Linked DNA regions of Homo sapiens: region 2 is linked to region 1. A link is a contact called in ENCODE Hi-C or POLR2A ChIA-PET data. All regions are on one chromosome and are shown on one strand. The core of a region is the stretch at or near the end of the contact, and the rest is flanking DNA. Distances in the headings are between cores, read along the strand shown. Region 1 overlaps GNAQ (G protein subunit alpha q). Region 2 has its middle 42 kb from the start of GNAQ.

Region 1 (7,410 bases), core at 2,534-5,033:
GATCACTTGCAGTCAGGAGTTCAAGACCTGCCTGGCCAACATGATGAAACCCTGTCTCTACTAAAAATACAAAAATTAGCTGGGCATGGTGGCGTGTGCCTATGATCTTTAGCCACTTGGGAGCCTGAGGCAGGAGAATCGCTTGAATGTGGGAGGCACAGGCTGCAGTGAGCTGAGATTGTGCCACTGCACTCCAGCCTGGGCGACAGAGTGAGACTCAAAGTAGGGGGCAATGAAGTCATTTTCTGGGTCTTCATGTTCAATCTTAGAGATTTCCAGGAAATTTTTTTTAAAAAATTGAACAATTAACTAAAGTCCTTACTGGGTTATTATATAATAAGGTAAAACTTAATTTTCTCATATGGTGAATACTATATACTTAGATTCTTACAAAAACCTAGAAGTCAAAGCAATAATATTTAGCTGTTATATTTGCATCTCCTTTAATTTTTAATAATCTTTAAAATATAACTCATTCATCCAACCATTATATTCCTGAATTTCTTATGAAAATTCAGCACACACCAAGAATGAAAGGTTAAGCCTGTTTTGTAGGCACAAAGAAACTTTAAGACACTGAAGAACTCGCCATATATCAACAGAGCAAGTAAGCTGGAGCTGAGGCTGGGGCTGAGCTTTCAATTTCTGGGTCTGAAACAGGGACCCTCCAGATGCCCCCATCCATTCCACAGCCATGAGCTAATGAGGTCCAGGGCATTATAAAGTTATCCCCATGTACACAGTCAGCTGCATTCTGTTCTGAAACTACAGGCTGCATGTCCAATCCTGACCAGACAGCTGTCTTTAAAATTTTAATATACATTGCTCCAAGAGGGACTAATGATAGTAACTACCACATGCCATGCTTACTATGTGTGAGATACTGTTGTAAGGACTTTAAAGACACTCATGTAATCTTTGCAGCACTCCTTATGTACTAGGCACTAGTACAATCATACCCAATTTACAGATGATAAAACTGAGGCACAGAAAGGCCACCTAACATCTTGGAGGTCAGAGGGGAGGATAATGGCCTGCACTTTCAACACCCAGGATGCAAGGCTGCCTAGTGCTATAGCTGCTCACACAGATCTCCACCTCTCTGCATGCCCCAAGGCCAGCTGAGAAGACTCTCTGTAATGAAAAAATATGCAAAGGATGGCTCAACCTAACTACCCCACGTTCTAAGGTTTAATTAATACAAACTGCAAAGCATGACGGATTGCTGCTGTTCACCTTGCTCCTATAATGATTCATACAAAATACTCAGGTAAATCCTCATTTTACTTTGTTGCATAGCTTGAAATATTCTTGTACAGTGTTTGGAATGATTCAAACTATAAAATTCTACCTGCCAAATAATAAAGTGGATCACTGTGAAGTCTTAGTTTGGTATCAGCCCACTGTGACAACCCCTCAATGGATCGACTCAGCCTTGCTCAGATGGCCCTTGGTGCTCCCTGTCTTGTATTGTGTCTTTACCTAGTTAGCCAAAATACAAGTTCCCTACAGGGCCCATCCCCTAGAGCCTTGCAAAATCCTCTGTACATAAGTAACTCAACACTTTTTTGGTGACCCAGGATTAAGTGGGATAAAAAATTGTATTGCAGCAAACGAAAACATTTAAGTGCCGTAAATAAATCTTGGACAGTCACATTTAAATCATTCTGACAACTAAGCTCTCACTGCTAGCAATTCTCTAACTCACCACAGCCAACTTTTACAGAATGCTTACTGGGTACCAAGAACTGCAATAAGTGCTTTATTCAAACTGTACCAGCTAAGCCTCACAATGGTCCTTTGAGAGTGGTTGCTTTGTATTAATATAATTATCTTCATTATACAGATAAGGAAACAGGTTTAGAAAAATAGGGCAACTTACCCAAGGTCCCATTGCTAGTATCTCATTTCCCAAACTACACTTTTACTGTTATCAGCCCCCCCTTTTTTTTTTTTTTTTTTTTTTGAGACAAGGTCTCGCTCTCTCAGCAGGCTGGAGGGCAGTGGCGCGATCTCGGTTCACTGCAACCTCCTCCTCCCAGGTTCAAGCAATTCTTCTGCCTCAGCTTCCCGAGTAGTTGGGATTACACGCGCACACCACCATGCCCAGCTAATTTCTGTATTTTTAGTAGAGACGGGGTTTCACCATGTTGGCCAGGATGGTTGATCTCTTGACCTCATGATCCACCCGCCTCAGCCTCCCAAAGTGCTGGGATTACAGGCGTGAGCCACTGCGCTCAGCCCCGTTATCGGCCTTTTAATGGAGAGCAACAGGAAGAACAATCCTATAAAGCTCTCACTGCAATGAGAGTCATAGGATTCAGTGTGTTCTTTTGAAGACCCTTCTGAGAGCTGTCCTTCTGATCCTGGCATCGGGAAGAGCCATGTCACTGTTAAACAGTTTGTTTTAAAGATACTACAAGTGGTATAACTGATAAGGCTTCTATGTTATGCCAGTTGCTAGCAAGCTCCATGCCCAGTTTGAGGTTCACTGACATTATGTGTATCATTTCATTCTGATTCCATTTACTATCCTGCAGTTGTTTTAACTTTTTGTCTTCCACCTGCTTCTAATTTATATTAGTTTATATTTAACAAAAGCATCTTTAAATGCTTTTAGAAAAAGGTAGAACACAAAGTAAAGTGCCCAGTAAATGTTCAGCTCATTTTCAACAATCAAGGCTGAAGAACAACTGGGGTCAGGTGTTAAGAGTCCTAACCAGTGGTAAAAATTGGCAGCCAAAAACTATCCACTCAACAGGCTTGGTTTTTGTTTTTTGGTTTTTGGTTTTTTTTTGTTTTTGTTTTTGTTTTTTTTGAGACAGAGTCTCGCTCTGTTGCCCAGGCTGGAGTGCAATGGCACGATCTCAACTCAGTGCAACCTCCGCCTCCCAGGTTCAGGTGATTCTCCTGCCTCAGCCTCCCAAGTAGCTGGGATTACAGGCACGCGCTGCCACGCTGGCTAATTTTTGCATTTTTAGCAGAGATGGGGTTTCACCATATTGGTCAGGCTGGTCTCAAACTCCTGACCTCGTGATCCACCCACCTCAGCCTCCCAAAGTGCTGGGATTACAGGCGTGAGCCAACACGCCCGGCCCAGGCTTGTTTTTTAATTCTAGACAATAGTTTTAAGCTTTTCGATTAGTTGGCAACATTTAAAATCCAAGAGATTTCACATAAAAAGCAGATATTTTATTTACCTGGAAAAACTGGAAGCTCTGGCAAGCCTAAAAACCTGCTCTCCATACATGGCAACATTCAAAGCTGAACAACAGCTTCAATGAGCCATAAGGTTTTAGTTGGCCAGAGGTCCCACCCAGTGTCACTCATTTAAAACCACCTGCCTGAATCCCAAAGGCATATGACTTTGCAAGCATCAAGCACTAGACTATATTAACAGCAAATCAATTCCTGATAGAGAAATCTGCAGCTACAATTATTAGGCAGGATTTCACACCTGCTGGGAGAATCTCAGAGTACCCCTTTTTATCTCCTTTATCTTGAAAAATGGGATTATTTAGAAATTAGGCCTGAGAGAGGCAAAATGAGACACACTGGATAAAGGCAACTATTTATAAAGCCTCCTAAGGCAGAGCGCTTCCTTCAGCTATTGGCACTAACCCTCTAGTTAGCTCCTTCCCTGGCCCTTCTCCACACTCCATTCCCCACCCTAACCCCATCTCAGTACTACTGTCTCCACAACAACACAGATTAAGGCCAAAAGCAAAAATGGCAAAATCAAGTCCTCATTCTCCAAGGGCTCCTACCCCAAGACTTTCTTCCTTGACCGCCCACATGGAGGCGCCATGAACACAACTATCCACACTTCCCAAGGTCAAAACAAAATTGAGCTCCCTCTTGAAAAAAAAACAACAGCAGCTACCATTGTTCAACCCACAGGCATTCAGAGTGTTCATACAGCAAAGTCGAAATTTCCCCTTTCAGGAAGTTCCTGGGAGGAAGTCAGTGCCCTGAAGCTCAGCCACTCCTCAGACTAGAGAAAACAAAGGCAACGCAGACATGCACTCTCCAGAATGGCCATGGCATCCCAGAACAAGAAGCGGGGTTCTGCAACCCTGGAGCATTAGCCAGGGTGCTGGGCTTCCCCAGCAGCCCCTTATAGGAGGAACATTTTCACTTTGCAAGTCTGAAGAAGGCTAGTGGGGTTCTTTCCTTTATGTTTCTTCTATCTAAATACTTCTGCCATATTTTGATCAGGATCCAACCATGAAACCAGTTGAATACCTGAATGGGATCATGGGTGTAGTTATCTGTCACCTTGCCCCAACTTAACCCCCTTGTCCTGATTCTTTGGAAACCAGAACCCTCCACCAGTGGCAACAGCAGTCCCTGGTACCCTAGTAATAACAGTAATGTCATAGTATGCGTGGAAAATTATTCCTGACACTGTACATCTACAATTTGCTGAAATTCTTCCTTTTTCTTAAATTATATGAAAAGTAATACATGTGCAGGTAACTTTTCCTAAACAGAAGCATGGTAAAAAGTGGAAAGTAAGTGTCTCTGGGCCCATACTCCCCATTTCCACTCCCTTCCATTATTGCTTTTACAGTCCTTCTATGGTGATCAGCTTAACGAAATGACAGGCTTCTATCCCTGATGTGTCAACTTCAGACAGAATCTACTGACTTACCGCCTCCCCCGTATCTAACTCATTCACACTTACTTCACCTCTATTTTGTCTCTAGTTTTCTTGATTATACTATTTTTAGTCCTTCAATTGGTTAGCTCTGTTTCCTGTTTCAGCAGTATTACACAGTATTTCTCTACATCCCACCATGTAAAAGAAGAAAATGAGTACCAAGGTCCCTCTCCCTCCTGCCTCTTTTCCTGCCTTCTAGCCTCAGGCTTCTGTCTGCTCTTTCACTCCCTTTGCATTGCTAGATTTTAAAACCTTGATGATTGTTTTCTCTCTGTAGTTATAATTACATCTTTCCTGTCTTGTGTGGGGATTAACCAATAAACTATTTAGCTACATCCACAGCAGTATGATTGTGTAAATATTACCTCCCACAAAACCAACAGCAATGCTCAACTCCTAGAAAAGGAAATAGAACCCTTTATCAGTGAACCTGAGTCAAATGGGTTCTCTTTTCTTACACTCCACTAAATGTTCAAAACTATTATCACACTTTAGTTTGGTTTTTCACTTTTAAAAAAAATGGGCCAGGTACAGTGGCTCACGCCTATAATCCCAGCACTTTGGGAGGCGAGGCGAGTGGATCAATTGAGGTCAGTTCAAGACCAGCCTGGACAACATGGTAAAACCATGTCTCTACTAAAAACACAAAAATCAGCCGGGCGTGGTGGCACTGACCTGTAATCCCAGCTACTCAGGAGACTGAGTCACGAGAATCGCTTGAAACTGGGAGGCAGAGGTTGCCTCTGCCTAGATTGTGCCACTGTACTCCAGCCTGAGTGACAGAGTAAGACTCTGTCTCAGAAAAATAAAATAAAAATTCGGCTGGGTGGTGGCTCATGCCTGTAATTCCAGTGCTTTGGGAGGCCGAGGTGGGCAGATCACCTGAGGCCAGGAGTTCAAGACCAGCCTGGCCATCATGGTGAAACCCTGTCTCTACTAAAAATCCAAAAATTAACCAGGTACGGTGGCGGATGCCTATAATCCCAGTTACTCGGGACGCTGAGGCTGGAGAATTGCTTGAACACAGGAGGTAGAGGTTGCGGTGAGCCGAGATGGCGCCATTGCACTCCAGCCTGGGCAACAAGAGCGAGACTCTGTCTCAAAAAAAAAAAAATTAAATTAAATTAAATTAAAATTAAAATATATGAAAGAACTATTTGATATCTACCTGTCATGGCCAATATTTGTGTCCATGTTGTTCTTTTTTTCAATCAAAACTACACTCATATGACCTCAATACCAGCTGGAGTTCATCCCCTTCTAGTAGGGAAGTGCCCCTTACTAGGAAAGCACAAGGGAACAGTTAACGAGCTAAACAATTAAGCTAATAAAAAGAACCTCTGAGGTCCCAAAGCCCCAGGGTGCATGCCCAAGGGGGGGGAGACTGAACTCTCTGGAAGACTAAAAAATAGCCCCTTCTTTGATTACAATTCTGAACTGCATCTTATGATACTAAGATACTTTCACAAGCAACATGCAACATATATGCCTCACAATTAAGACGCTAGGTGAAAAGATGGCTTACTTAGCATGTTCAGTTTTTCTTTGTTCCCCCTATGTGTAGGTTTGCTACATGATTTGGCATCTTGGCTACCTGATTTTGGTTAATGTTTATTTGCTGAAAAACAACGTAAGACAAACAATAAAAAACACAGTCTCAAATTATGTACTTGGCCATGTTATGAGACAGAAAATAGGTCATAACATCTAGAAGAGAGAAAGCTGCCTGTTCCTAGAGACAAATTAATTTATGAAAATAGACAAAGTTACAAGAGAATCAATGCTGCACAACAGAAAGAGCAACGGCTGTGGGGTAACAGAATGCTGAGTTCAAATCCTGGATAAACTACGTTCTTTGTGGTGTGACCTCAAGCCTTGAAAGAGTTACTGAAGTTTTCTGAACCTTTGTTTCTTACCCTGTACAACAGGCACAATACCACCTCCTCTGCAGGGGTACTATGAAGGCAGACTGTGATGTGTATATAGCAAAAAGCATAGCCCCTGGTGCTCATAAACCAGTGCTGAGTAACACCAGATCTTGCATTTCAGTATCAAGTGTCTCTCGAATTAGCCACAGTAAGTGAGGACTGAGCATCAAGCTGTAGTACTTACTCAGGTCCTAAGAAAATATGAGGAGGAGAATGAGTATTATTATTCTTGTCATAAAACTAAAGAAAATATACAAAATGAAGATCTACAATGCTAGACGGAAATTTGGTCAAAGATCATGTTACTACAAAATTATTTTATAATTAAACTCTCTGGGATATTAAAAAATAGCCCCTTTTATTACAGTTCTGAACTGCACTTTATCATATCAAGATATTTTGAAAAGCAACATGCAACGTGCCTTATGCCTTACCATAGACAATTAAGAAGCAATTCCAAAAGATACCACTTTACTAGTTTAAAAAAAAAACACAATTCACAATTTATCCAAATTCAACAGTTCAGGAAAAAAGAAAGGCTTTGTATGTGAATCACTTGATAGGCTAGATTACAAAATCATGAATTCTAGAATTCTGGAAGATGAATACTCCCACACTTTGATACATATGTAAGAATCATGCATAGAAACATGATGTCACTAAAACAACTTCAAAACTGTGGCAGTATTTCAAGCTCCACCTCTCACAGTTCTATGAATTTTATTCTCTGGAATCTAAACAGGCTCTTCCTTCATTGCTTTCATCTGCTTAATCCATGCTATATCAGTGATTTAAACCTACAATGATTTCTATCTGAAA
Region 2 (7,410 bases), core at 3,032-5,531, 97 kb after region 1:
TTTTCTTCTATTAGAAGTAATCAAAGCTCATATGAGTTGGGCTCAGTTTGATTGGAGAAAAATAAAGAATCACATTTTTGCACGTGTGTATTGCATTAAGATGATTATCATCATGGTAACAAGAAAAAGAGTACAGAAAATAAATCTTCATGTAGTTAGAGGTATGCTGAATACACATTTTGGCTAATTGCCAAATGGCCATGGGGTAAAATAGATATTCTGCTGAGGACAGCAATCATATTTCAGGATGAACCTCTGGCCTCTAAAAATAAATCCAAGAATATTAACTTAAAAGTCATTATTACGAAAATTTTGTTTTAAACAATCTTAGTAATCAAAATGTTTGACATTACAGTGTAGGAATGAAAGTTTCTCAGCACTGCCAGCCTGTCACTTGTCTGCATTTTTGACTCTGAACATATATGACCACCATATACAGTTGCACAGGTTATACACTACACAATACTAGTAGTGCCATTCACTATGTGGGGGTCTGTAAATAGGCATTTTCTCTGTTGCTTTCTTCTCTTCTTAATATTCTTTTTTGTTTTTTGAGATGGAGTTTCACTCTTGTTGCCCAGGCTGGAGTGCAATGGCACGATCTTGGCTCACTGCCACCTCTACCTCCTGGGTTCAAGTGATTCCCCTGCCTCAGCTTCCCGAGTAGCTGGGATTATAGATGCCTGCCACCACATCCGGCTTTGTGTTTTTAGTAGAGACGGGGTTTCACCATGTTGGCCAGGCTAGTCTCAAACTCCTGACCTCAAGTGATCCACCTGCCTCGGCTTCCCAAAGTGCTGGGATTACAGGCGTGAACCACTCATGCCCAGCCTTCTTTATATTCTTTATTACCTCTGGAATTAAAGTTGGCTCATCATGGGTGTTATTATATATAATTTAAAAATATTCCTATCTGTGAAATGTTGAAGTGTAAAGTCAGTATTCTACTTTTAGTTTCCCCTATAAGATGAGAATTCATAAACAAGAATCTCCCTGTATATATTCATGGCCCAAATGACAATGGATCGGATTACATCAAATTCTTAAGAATTTAAGAATGTAATAACTTAAGGTTATTTTCTGTAAAGTTATAAACAAAAGTATATCAAACAATTTTGCAGATATTAGAATTATGGTCTAATCTAATCTTGAATAACATGCTATTTATTATTTAAATTTTTATAAGATATATTGGCTCAAAAAGTATGATACTCTTCTTGGATGTTTCCAGCTATTTTCCTCTCTTAATATTCTTAAGCATCAATCTATATTCCTGTTCATCTAAGTATTTAAAAATTGTTTTGTGCTTTTGTATATAATTTTAGTGACATTAACAGTTGTCTTTAATTCTCATAGCATGTTAACTTACTGTAATAAATATGCATCTATTTCAACTAATAAAACTCCAATATATAAAGCACATAAGGGTAATTTTCACTTTAAGTTACATGTTGAATGAAAGAAAATATTTAGACAGTCATAAAAATATCTGAGTGGTAGATCTTATTGGCATAACTGAAGTTGTTATGCTGGTTATGTGTGATGGTGGAGTACCTGAATATATGATCATTGGTCATTGACGACGTTAAAAATATGAGGAATGAGAGTGAAAAGAGCAATCAGCTTTCTAGCTTTCCAAAGGCAAAGATTGAAACCAGAGCCAAAGAGCAAATTTTGGCAGAATATCAAGGCAGAAGTCAACATAAGTGTATCTATACTCATTGTCTGAAAATATTACTCTTCTGCATAAACTTAAAGATAAGTGCAGTGTGACTATTATGTATCTATAAAAATTTTAAATAAAAATAATAAGTGTATTATTCTGTAAAAACTCATAGACATTAGGGCAGAAGAAGTAGCTAAGATGTACTGAGAACTTACTATCTGGTTAGTATGCTGAAAATTTTACTTTTCATTATCCAGTTTAATCCTTTGACAACCATGAAGTCTGTATTATTATTATGCCCAGCTCATCGATGAGGAAATTGGAAAATAAATTTTAAAAAGATTATACTCATTGTGGGAGATCCATTCCAGTTTAGTTTAATCTGTGTGAGATGAGTCAACCCACTGAGATCAGGAATTTGCCATAGGCACCAGGTTTCCACAGAGAGAAGGGAGAGAAAAATGAACGTGTATCCACATCAGGGCTCATAATCTAACCTAACAGCTAGGAAGTGTGGGGCAGAGTGAAGGCACAGGGAATGTAGGTCAAAAGCAAGAAGTGGGATTGATGAGACCAGAGAGCAGGAGACAGAGTTAGGAAGCAAAGCTCCAGTTTCCTGAATAGATGTTTTTCACATTCCTGCAGCCATTACCTTGAGTTCTGCTGTTCTTATCTCTTTCCTGGACCATTGCTCAAGACTAGAGATGAGAATCTTAAACTTAGGTGGAGAGGCTAGAGAGTATATAATGCAAAGGTCTCAAAGAGTCAAAATGACTCAAACATTTCCCACCTAGCACAGCATATATGGTTTCGCATATGCAATCTAACTAAACATGAAAGTTTGAGAACTACTGAGCTAACATCAAAGCAGGAAGAAAAAGAAAGTCCATATGTCCGAGTGGTCATGCCAGGCTAGCTTTAAGATGACTATCAATTCCCATGTGTTGATGGCAAATAGGTGGGGAGTTCCAAAGTGTTTATTTGGTTTCATTAATATTAAACCTCTGTACCTTTAATGCATGCTAAGAGATTTTTTCTTTCTTGTTCTGGTTGTAAGGATTAAGAAGTCACATCTTACAAGGGGATTCAGTTGTAAAGTCTGAGCGTAAATTAAACTAAAGTTGCTGTTCTCTCAACTGTCTGAAATTTTCTGTCTAGAATGCAAATCTGATTACATCAAATTCCTGTATAAAATCCTTCCATTGACTGAGCTGCTGATCTTTGATGTCATTGCCAGAAATTACAAGGGACAATAGATGGATCAAAAGGCCAACCCCATCCCCAGTGGAGAGATGTTCCACGGCCCTTCCTCCCCGACATATAAACATGTGACCTGAGGGGCACTGCTGGGTCATAGTCTGGGATGTGGATCCCTTTACATTAGTTAAGCTACATGGACAGCTCAGCTAATGGCTACAGCCTCAATCACCATAGACGGTATAGTCCAAGGTGCCCTGACATCAGGAATAGTATATGAATTTGTATGGCTCATATTGAAACAAGGGTGTGCCAGTCCATGTGTTTGTACACTTACAAGAGAATTTGGTGGGGTGTGGGTCAGGAGTTGTTCACATTTGGGAACAGCTATTGATGGTGTCAGGCGTGAGCCTTTTTAAAATCTGGCTCCTGTCAACTCTCTGACATCATCCTCTGCGCCTACCCACGCTCATCGTTTACTCTCACCACGTGGAGCAGCCTGTGCCCTGGACAGCTCCTCCATTCCTTCGCACACTCAGCACTTCCTTCTGCAATTCTCTTCCTCGGTCTTCCCTTTAGAACTTTTATTTGATGATCACCTCAAATGACTTTTCTACCAATTGTTCTTTCCTGATCTACTGCTCCTCTCTAAAGCCCGGTTTCTTCTTCTTTTGACATCTCACTTAAGTCAAAAGTCATTTTTCTTAACTGTAATTCAACTATTTGCAGGAAGGAAGGAAGAAAGCAGGGGGGATGGTAAGAGGGGAACTGGAACAACAGGCGGAAGGAAGTGGGGAGGGAAAGAAGGAAGCTAGGCGGGAAGCAGGGAGGGAGGAAAGGTGGAGAGAAATAGTTTAGGTTGGGGGATAAAGACTATTTTAAGTGTAATCTGTGAGGCTGGTTTCTCTACGGGTAGATCAGAGGGTCAAAAAGATTATTTCTCCAGCTATAGCTCTTCACTGTCCAGAAGTCCATAAAGTTTCCTCTAGAACATCTGAAGTCATGCATCACTCATTTCTCAAGGGTTTCTTACAACCTGTTCCCATGTCTAGTCAGGTTTGCATTTTCAACTTTTTTTTAATTTTCAGAAGTTTGGCTCTATTCTCTGTGAACATTGACCCTGGCCTTATCAAGACGAGAGAGAGCTTTCAACTCCACCCTGCCCTGAAATACTCATAAAGCCTCCTACATGACTTTAACTGTGAAGGTAACCATGTTCTTTCCTCCTCTCTTCATCTTCCAGGAATGGGCAATAAGAGGATTTCTTTGGCAGAGCAAACATCCCTTCACTTATTTATGAATTCACACATCCCCTCATCCATTCACTCACTCACTCAGCAAACATTCATGGAGTTGTCCTAAATGGAAGTCATTTGCCAGGAGCTGCATCATCAACTTAGCTTAGAGATATGAATCATGCTTTGAATCTTCCTTTCAAAGACACTTTTCTCTTGCCCTCTTCCTGTCACAAAAACCCACATAACTGTTTGTTATCTTATTTCCTTTGCTGGTCTTTGTCTTTTGTTTCGGAACAATTTTTGATTAAAAAGAAAAATTTAACCAGACAACAATGGCCTGGGATTTGGATCCCTTTACATTAGTTAAGCCACATGGACAGCGTAACCTAATGGCTGCAGCCTCAATCACCACAGATGATGTAATCCAAGGCAACTGATGTGGCTGCAAAATAGAGGACTACTGGCTGCAATAGGCAGCCATGTCAGTTGTGGGAGCATCTATTTAGTGCTGAATATACTTTTCAAACTTTAAAGCAAACTTTTGCTAAGTATCCCTTCTCTAAGCCAGTGCTTTAGAAACGTTTTGCCACACCCATTGGCAGGAGTGCTTTGTTCCTTCAGTTTTCTATTTTAGGTTTTTGTCTCCCAGAAAAAGTGCTGTCATGGGATGTGATTTCAGGTAGTCTGTTTGAGGTGATTCCAGGATCCATCAGTAAGGGAGTGAGAAAGTGAGACAGTTAAGGGAAGGAAGAAAAAAAAAAAAAAAGGCAGACTATGTAACTGGTGGCCACCTGATGTGAAATCTCACTGGGGGATTCCTTTTTTAAAAAACTGACTGCAGGTGGAGCCAAGATGGCCGAATAGGAACAGCTCCAGTCTACGGCTCCCAGTGTGAGTGATGCAGAAGATGGGTGATTTCTGCATTTCCAAATGAGCTTTGAAGAGAGTAGTGGTTCTCCCAGCACGCAGCTTGAGATCTGAGAACGGACAGGCTGCCTTCTCAAGTGGGCCCCTGACCCCCGAGTAGCCTAACTGGGAGGCACCCCCCAATAGGGGCAGACTGACACCTCACACGGCCAGGTACTCCTCTGAGACAAAACTTCCAGAGGAATGATCACGCAGCAACATTTGCTGTTCACCATATCCACTGTTCTGTAGCCTCCACTGCTGATAACCAGGCAAACAGGGTCTGGAGTGGACCTCCAGCAAAATCCAACAGACCTGCAGCTGAGGGTCCTGACTGTTAGAAGGAAAACTAACAAACAGAAAGGACATCCACACCAAAACCCCACCTGTACGTCACCATCATCAAAGACCAAAGGTAGGTAAAACCACAAAGATGGGGAAAAAACAGAGCAGAAAAACCGGAAACTCTAAAAATCAGAGTGCCTCTCCTCCTCCAAAGGAACACATCTCCTCACCAGCAACGGAACAAAGCTGGATGGAGAATGACTTTGACGAGTTGAGAGAAGAAGGCTTCAGATGATCAAACTACTCCGAGCTAAAGGAGGAAGTTCGAACCCAGGGCAAAGAAGTTAAAAACCTTGAAAAAAAATTAGATGAATGGCTAACTAGAATAACAAATGCAGAGAAGTCATTAAAGGACCTCATGGAGCTGAAAACCAAGGCATGAGAACTACATGATGAATGCACAAGACTCAGTAGCCAATACAATCAACTGGAAGAAAGGGTATCAGTGATGGAAGATCAAGTGAATGAAATGAAGTGAGAAGAGAAGTTCAGAGAAAAAAGAGAAAAAAGAAACAAACAAAGCCTCCAAGAAATAAGGGACTATGAGAAAAGACCAAATCTACGTCTGATTGGTGTACCTGAAAGTGACGGGGAGAATGGAACCAAGTTGGAAAACACTCTGCAGGATATTATCCAGGAGAACTTCCCCAATCTAGCAAGGCAGGACAACATTCAAATTCAGGAAATACAGAGAATGCCACAAAGATACTCCTCAAGAAGAGCAACTCCAAGACACATAATTGTCAGATTCACCAAAGTTGAAAGGAAGGAAAAAATGTTAAGGGCAGCCAGAGAGAAAGGTCAGGTTACCCACAAAGGGAAGCCCATCAGACTAACAGCTGATCTCTCAGCAGAAACTCTACAAGCCAGAAGAAAGTGGGGGCCGATATTCAACATTCTTAAAGAAAAGAGTTTTCAACCCAGAATTTCATATCCAGCCAAAATAAGGTTCATAAGTGAAGGAGAAATAAAATACTTTACAGACAAGCTAATGCTGAGAGATTTTGTCACCACCAGGCCTGCCCTACAAGAGCTCCTGAAGGAAGCACTAAACATGGAAAGGAACAACTGGTACCAGCCACTGCAAAAAGATGCCAAATTGTAAAGACCATTGAGGCTAGGAAGAAACTGCATCAATTCACGAGAAAAATAACCAGCTAACATCATAATGACAGGATCAAATTCATGCATAACAATATTAACCTTCAATGTAAATGGGCTAAATGCTCCAATTAAAAGACACAGACTGGCAAATTGGATAAAGAGTCAAGACCCATCAGTGTGCTGTATTTAGGAAACCCATCTCATGTGCAGAGACACACATAGGCTCAAAACAAAGGGATGGAGGAAGATCTACCAAGCAAATGGAAAACAAAAAAAGGCAGGTGTTGCAATCCTAGTCTCTGATAAAACAGACTTTAAACCAACAAAGATCAAAAGAGACAAACAAGGCCATTACATAATGGTAAAGGGATCAATTCAACAAGAAGAGCTAACTATCCTAAATATATATGCACCCAATACAGGAGCACCCAGATTCATAAAGCAAGTCCTTAGAGACCTAAAAAGAGACTTAGACACCCACACAATAATAATGGGAGACTTTAACACCCCACTGTCAACATTAGACAGATCAATGAGACAGAAAGTTAACAAGGATATCCAGGAATTGAACTCAGCTCGGCACCAATAGACATCTACAGAACTCTCCACCCCAAATCAACAGAATATACATTCTTGTCAGCACCACACTGCACTTATTCCAAAATTGACCACATAGTTGGAAGTAAAGCACTCCTCAGCAAATGTAAAAGATCAGAAATTATAACAAACTGTCTCTCAGACCACAGTGCAATCAAATTAGAACTCAGGATGAAAAAACTCACTCAAAACCGCTCAACTACATGGAAACTGAACAACCTGCTCCTGAATGACTACTGGGTACATAACGAAATGAAGGCAGAAATAAAGATGCTCTTTGAAACCAATGAGAAAAAAGACACAACATACCAGAATCTCTGGGACACATTCAAAGCAGTGTGTAGAGGGAAATTTATA

What was found. Hi-C counts contacts between places; a loop is a spot of excess contacts on that map. ChIA-PET counts read pairs that join two places held with the same protein, here RNA polymerase II (POLR2A). Pooled maps may share reads with other maps.
Region 2: a loop to region 1 is called in a pooled map, with 3 times the contacts of the local background. The contact joins two enhancer-like sites. A Hi-C loop is called at or near these places in 4 of 50 pooled maps. POLR2A ChIA-PET finds 5 or more read pairs at or near these places in 2 of 52 experiments (CD4-positive, alpha-beta T cell and T-cell).

The regions. Positions count from the first base shown.
Region 1 is chr9:77,973,593-77,981,002 of GRCh38, forward strand. All of the region lies in intron 1 of GNAQ (G protein subunit alpha q), which reads right to left. Among named protein-coding and RNA genes, the nearest start is that of GNAQ, 55 kb to the right of the region's middle. RefSeq lists an enhancer at 3,741-4,035. Within about 2 kb of position 3,784, at least 13 of the 41 ENCODE cell types and tissues checked have a DNase peak (open chromatin) inside an H3K27ac peak, as active enhancers do.
Region 2 is chr9:78,070,555-78,077,964 of GRCh38, forward strand. No RefSeq gene overlaps it. Among named protein-coding and RNA genes, the nearest start is that of GNAQ, 42 kb to the left of the region's middle. Within about 2 kb of position 4,282, at least 3 of the 41 ENCODE cell types and tissues checked have a DNase peak (open chromatin) inside an H3K27ac peak, as active enhancers do.